Linked DNA regions of Homo sapiens: region 2 is linked to region 1. A link is an interaction called in ENCODE POLR2A ChIA-PET data of the cell type or tissue named here. Cell type or tissue: Panc1. All regions are shown on one strand. Each heading gives the region's core, and the rest is flanking DNA. Links, peaks and the distances in the headings are about the cores only. Region 1 has its middle 26 kb from the start of PPARG. Region 2 has its middle 27 kb from the start of TSEN2.

Region 1 (2,915 bases), core at 262-2,761:
CTGTAAATAGTTAGTCCCCAAATTAAAAACACCCAGCTCGGCCGGGCACGGTGGCTCACGCCTATAATCCCAGCACTTTGGGAGGCCGAGGCGGGCAGATCACGAGGTCAGGAGATCGAGACCATCCTGGTTAACACGGTGAAACGCCGTCTCTACTAAAAATACAAAAAAATTAGCCGGGCGTGGTGGCGGGAGCCTGTAGTCCCAGCTACTCGGGAGGCTGAGGCAGGAGAATGGCGTGAACCTGCGAGGCGGAGCTTGCAGTGAGCCGAGATCATGCCACTGCCCTCCAGCCTGGGTGACACAGCTAGACTCCGTCTCAAAAAAAAAAAAAAAAAAACACCCAGCTCACAAATATCGCACATGTATATATACACACACAAATATTATGAATATAGTCAATTACAAAATACACAGTGCCTGGTTAAATTTGAATTGCAGATAAACAGCAAGTACTTTTTTTAGTATAAATTTGTCTCAAATATGGCATGGGATGTACACTAAACAATGATTTGTTTATCCAAAATTCAAATTTAACTAGGCATCCTGTATTTTTATTTGCTAAAGTTGGCAACCCTGCTGAAAGAGCATTATGCATTTCAGGTGTCGTGCGGTGGCTCAGGCCTATAATCCCAACACTTTGGGAGGCCGAGGCAGGCAGATCATTTGAGGTCAGGAGTTCGAGGCCAACCTGGCCAGCATGGCAAAACCCCATCTCTACTAAAAATACAAAAATTAGCTGGGCATGGTGGTGGGCAGCTGTAATCCCAGCTACTGAGGAACCTGAGTTACGAGAATCACTTGAACCCAGGAGGCAGAGGCTGCAGTGAGCCGAGATTGTGCCACTGCACTCTAGCCTGGGACAGAGTGAGACTCCGTCTCAAACAAAAATACAAATGATCATTATGCATTTCAATGTTTATTATGTTTTCTTTCTAAGATAATCATGAGGCAGGGCGTGGTGGCTCACACCTGTAATCCCAGCACTTTGAGACGCCAAGGAGGGCGGATGGCTTAAGTCCAGGAGTTCACGACCAGCCTGGGCAACATGGTGAAACCTCATCTCTACAAAAAATACAAAATAAATAAATAAATAAAATACAAAAATTAGCCGTGTGTGGTGGCACATACCTGAAGTCCCAGCTACTTGGGAAGCTGAGGTGGGAGGATCACCTGAACCCGGGAGGCAGAGGCTGCAGTGAGCCACTGCACTCCAGCTTGGGTGACAGAGTGAGACCTTGCCTCAAAAAAAAAAAGATAATCATAAGAAACTTAGAAAACTGATCAGAAGTCCCTCTGAATGTCTCATGCATTTGCTAAGCAGTAATTCTGTAAGCTGCAGTGATGCTGCTGTGTTTCCGTCAAAGGTCACCAACTTGTTGGAAAAAAAATTAGAAGTTGCAACAATGATATCTTTAAAGAAATTAATTTATCAAATCACCTTTTCTATTTAAATTCAAGAATAAAAATGTTTTCTATTATAGTTTCGAGGTTTCAGTGAGAAAAAAGGAGAAAATGTTAGTGAATGAAAGAGAAGCAGAGAAGAACAGCAGATGTGGAGATGCAGGGAGGCATGAGACAGAGACAGAGAAAGGCAGACGGGAATGAGTGGGGAGCGAACAGAGGAGAGAGAAGGACAAAGGCAGCCAGGCACAGGAGGCTCTGGGGTGAACTGCTGTGCAGAGGCTGTGGTCTCAACAAGCCGAGAGAGCACATCGGAGCAGTTGGGGTGCACTGGTCCTCAGAGCCAGGTCAATGTCACCCTAAGGACTAGAAGAAATCAAGCTGAGGGTTAGATGTAGGGTATCCTACCTACCCTGCTGCTAAAGAACCTTTTGCTTTAAGCTGAAATGAGAATATTAGAAATGAAGAAAGGAAGGAGTGAGGGAGGGAAAAGGGGAAAAGGAAGGCAGGAAGAAAGTGTCCAGCTTTCTCTTTAGTTATGTGTAACAATTTATCTAACTCAACGGGAGAGACTTTAAAAAATAACAGTCTTTTTTTAATGTGCCTTCCAGCTTTCTTTATTTTATTTTTAATTTTTGTGGGTACACAGTAGGTGCATATATTTATGGCACACATGAGATGTTTGATACAGGCATGGCCCTGTGACATAAAAACATCATGGAGAATGGGGTAACCATCTCCTCCAGCACTACAATGGACCGTCTTGAGTTTGGCTTGGGAATTAAACAAATTCTCTCTCTCTCTCTCTCTCTCTCTCTCTCTCTCTCTCTCACACACACACCCCATGATTAGACTCTACATGTTTGACCCTGACTCAGTTCTGTTTCCTTTCCCAGCATCCTTGAACTTGGCAAAGTGGCAAAGGTGGGGAAGAGCTGAGTCACCAAAGATAAAGTATAATTCAAGTAACCCATCAGTAAATCATAAAGATTTAGTTGTATGTTAAATTGTTACTAGGCCCAAAGAGTCAGACTTTGAGAAAAGATTTTGAGCTGTTATACTTTGGATCATTCAGAAAATGAAAAATGGTAGTATTTTACTCAGGAAATTTCATTTCTACTATGTGAGTCTTTTTAAAGCACATGGATGTGGAAATTTTAAAGGAAAACGTCCTTATATATCATTGAAATGAAATATAAGTGTGCTTCTTGTTAAGGTGTGCACATATCAAAAGTCTTTGTTGTATAGGCCCTCGTTCTCTGAGGAGAAAATGCCTAATATTAACAAATAAGGATGGTGAGAATAGTATTTGGGGTTGTTTAATTTAGAAAGAAGGCTGGATAATAGCCAACAGATTTCTTGGCTTTAAATAAGGCCCTGGTGACATGTTTCATTTTGATTTCTGAGATTAATTAATTATGGGAAAAATCTTAGAATTTATTTAAAGGGTCACATGGGAAAAGTCATGCAGCAGGAGAGAGGTTTGGTCTGAGATGGAGGAGGAGTTCCAA
Region 2 (2,915 bases), core at 150-2,649, 190 kb after region 1:
GTGTTCTGTCCCTGAAGGTCAAGCCAGAGAGGGAGGAGGCCCTGACCGAGGTCCCCAGGCCATGGGCCTCCAAGCCGGCAGGTTCATCGGCGGCTCAGCTCCAGACCGCCTCCCAGGCCTCCACCAGTCTCCATGGACACAGCCCCCTGATTTCTATTCTGTCTAGCCCTTGAGCCCCTCTTCCTCCAGAATAGTCAGCTCCACCACCTCTGGGAGCACAGGATTTCAGGGGTATGACATTCTCTGGAGGAAAGTTGATTTTTCTTGGGCCTTGGCCTCTTTCTTGGGTCTCTCGTATGTTCACAAGAACAAGGCAGAAATTAATAGGCCAACGAATTATCCTGCCAAGAGCATACACCTACCCTAAACAAAAAGGCAATTGCAGCTTTTGTCACTGTTTTCTATTCCCCTTCTCAATATTTTCTGTCCTACTTCATTTAAGCTCTTCTCTTCGTCTTTCTTGGTTCACTTCCACGGTCATTCTGGCCTTCTATGGCCTCGCCCTCTTTTGAACTCTTAGGACCTTAGGTTTTCTGGAAGGGAGTAACTGGAGCCACTGGTGCCTGAGCTGGGATCAGGTGGCCTTTGGGCACGTGCCTTGAGCAAGGTGGGCTCAGGGCCTGCATCTGCCTTTGTGGTATCCAGGACAAAGCAGCTGGAGGCTTGGCAGGAATGCATCTCGACTGAGAGTCATGGAGTTGGACAGTGGACATCAGCCCCCCAAACCTTATCTCCAGCAGCACAACACGGAGGTTCCCCTTCTGTGGCTGCAGTGACTGGAAGCCCAAGACTGACAGCCATTTTTCTGGTTAGTGGCAGCAACACCTGTGCATGGTGGCCTGAGCCCAGGCAATACAGAGGTGGTGGGTCTCAGAGTATCTGGTCTTGGATTAAAGGCCACAGCCCCATGGCCCACCTTTAATCAAAGGTGAGGCAGGAGCACTGAGAAGGCCACTCTGTGTGGCCCACCGTCCACCTTCAGCTTCACCCACTTCATCTGGTTTCACTGGAGCATCATTCAAGCTATCCCCAATAGCCCAGGAGGACCCAGAGGGAGGGGCTGCACCTGTCACTGTTTTTGTTTGTGCTCATTGCATATTTATTCACGTTCATGATAAAATAAGTGGTTCCCTGCATTGGCAAGCAAAGCACCCAGACTATCAGTGACTTTTTCACTGCCAGCGCCGTCACTGTGAACTCTGAGGGTGGCTGTAGAGCAGCCTCCAGGCTATTGAACGAGTTTTCCTGACCATCCTGTGGTTCTTCTGTGTCTTTCTTTGCTGGAGATTGCCCCTCTCCTTGGTGTTGGGTTTTAGCAGTACTGCCCATTCCCCAAATTATCATCTGCTCTCTGGTGACTGAGTAATCACCGCATTAACACAAGACATTTATTTATTTCTAAATTCAGCAAGTGCCTAACACATAGTAGGTGTTCAATTCATCATGTTTGCTCTTTCATTCAGTCATGGAGCCTAAGGAAAGGGCCCAGGCCAGGCACAGTGGCTCATGCCTGTCATTGCAGCACTTTGGGAGGCCAAGGCAGGAGGGTTGCTTGAGTCCAGGAGTTCGAGATCAGCCTGGGCAACATAGTGAGATCTCATCTCTACAAAAAAATTTTTAAAATTAGCTGAGTGTGGTGGAACAGGTTTGTGGTCCTAGCTATTTGAAAGGCTGAGGCAGAAGGATTGCATGAGCCCAGGAGTTCAAGGTTACAGTGAGCTATAATTGCACCACTGCACTCCAGCCTGGGCAACAGAGTAAGATCTTGTCTCAAAAAAATAAATACATTGACTGGGCGTGGTGGCTCACACCCGTAATACCAGTACTTTGGGAGGCCAAGGCAGGCAGATCAAGGGAGGCCAACATGGTGAAACGCCATCTCTACTAAAAATACAAAAATTAACTGGGCGTGGTGGTGCATGCCCGTAATCCCAGCTACTTGGGAGGCTAAGGCAGGAGAATTGCTTGAACATGGAAGCGGAGGTTGCAGTGAGCTGAGATTGCGCCACTGCACCCCAGCCTGGGCAACAGAGCGAGACTCCATCTCAAAAAATAAATAAACAAATAAATAAATTTTAAAAAGGAAGGGGCCTAAAGAACACTCTTATTTTTCCTGTTGACTCCAAGTGTAACAGCCATCAGATCAGTCTTCCTAAAGAGCCCTCTGGTTGTGTCATTCCCTTGCTCAAACACCTTCAGTGGCTCCCTATGACCTACATGATAAAGTTAAAATGGCCCATCATTCAAGACCCTCACAATCTGACATCAGCCAGCCTTTCCAGCCTCTGCCCTTCCTACCCATGAGTTCCAGCTACACAGGGCCACAAAGCCTTGTTGAGCTGTCAACAGTGAATTCACCCTTCAATGCCAGATGCTCCCTGACTCCCTCCTTAGTTCTCCCATAGTCCTGTGATTCTGATCCTCATCACAGTCAAACTTAGATTATTGTAGGACTTTGTCCAACCACACCATAGCCTGGGAAGCTCTTGGAATTAGGGGTGTTATTTTACCTCTTGTAATCTCGATCCCCTGTAGTCAGGAGGAGCTTGGTAAGTAGCTACTCATCGAGCAGGCTCTCTAATCATTAGCACAGCCTAGCAAACTAGACAGTCCTTCAGAGTCATATTTACTTCATTGCAAACGCAGAGCTCTTTATAACGTGTCTAAATTATGTCTAATGTATGTGTGCTTAAAAAAAAAGTCACTCTGCTTCCTGGGAGCCACATTACCTAGACCTGATCCCACCTCTGGTCTCTTGTTTCTGATCTCTTGGTCTACCTCAGACTGTTACGTTTTTGGAACTCCTTACTTGGGCATATCACCCCCTTTCTCTGACCTTTAATTTCCTCTAATGTCAAGCAGGCATGATGGGCAGGTCTGACGAAGATAACACATACACAGCAGGTAACATTGGG

Evidence for each region. ChIA-PET counts read pairs that join two places held together with the same protein. Peaks named below come from ENCODE experiments on the same cell type or tissue, not always from the same donor. Only the 100,000 strongest peaks of a DNase experiment are listed, where the experiment ranks them.
Region 2: POLR2A ChIA-PET joins it to region 1 with 6 read pairs; 3 of 35 experiments call an interaction of 5 or more read pairs at or near these places.

What each region holds. Positions count from the first base shown.
Region 1 is chr3:12,261,396-12,264,310 of GRCh38, forward strand. No RefSeq gene overlaps it. Among named protein-coding and RNA genes, the nearest start is that of PPARG, 26 kb to the right of the region's middle. In Panc1, for the core only: no CTCF peak of the experiment used is centred there; no DNase peak of the experiment used is centred there.
Region 2 is chr3:12,455,891-12,458,805 of GRCh38, forward strand. No RefSeq gene overlaps it. Among named protein-coding and RNA genes, the nearest start is that of TSEN2, 27 kb to the right of the region's middle. In Panc1, for the core only: no CTCF peak of the experiment used is centred there; no DNase peak of the experiment used is centred there; H3K27ac peaks cover 1,521 bases.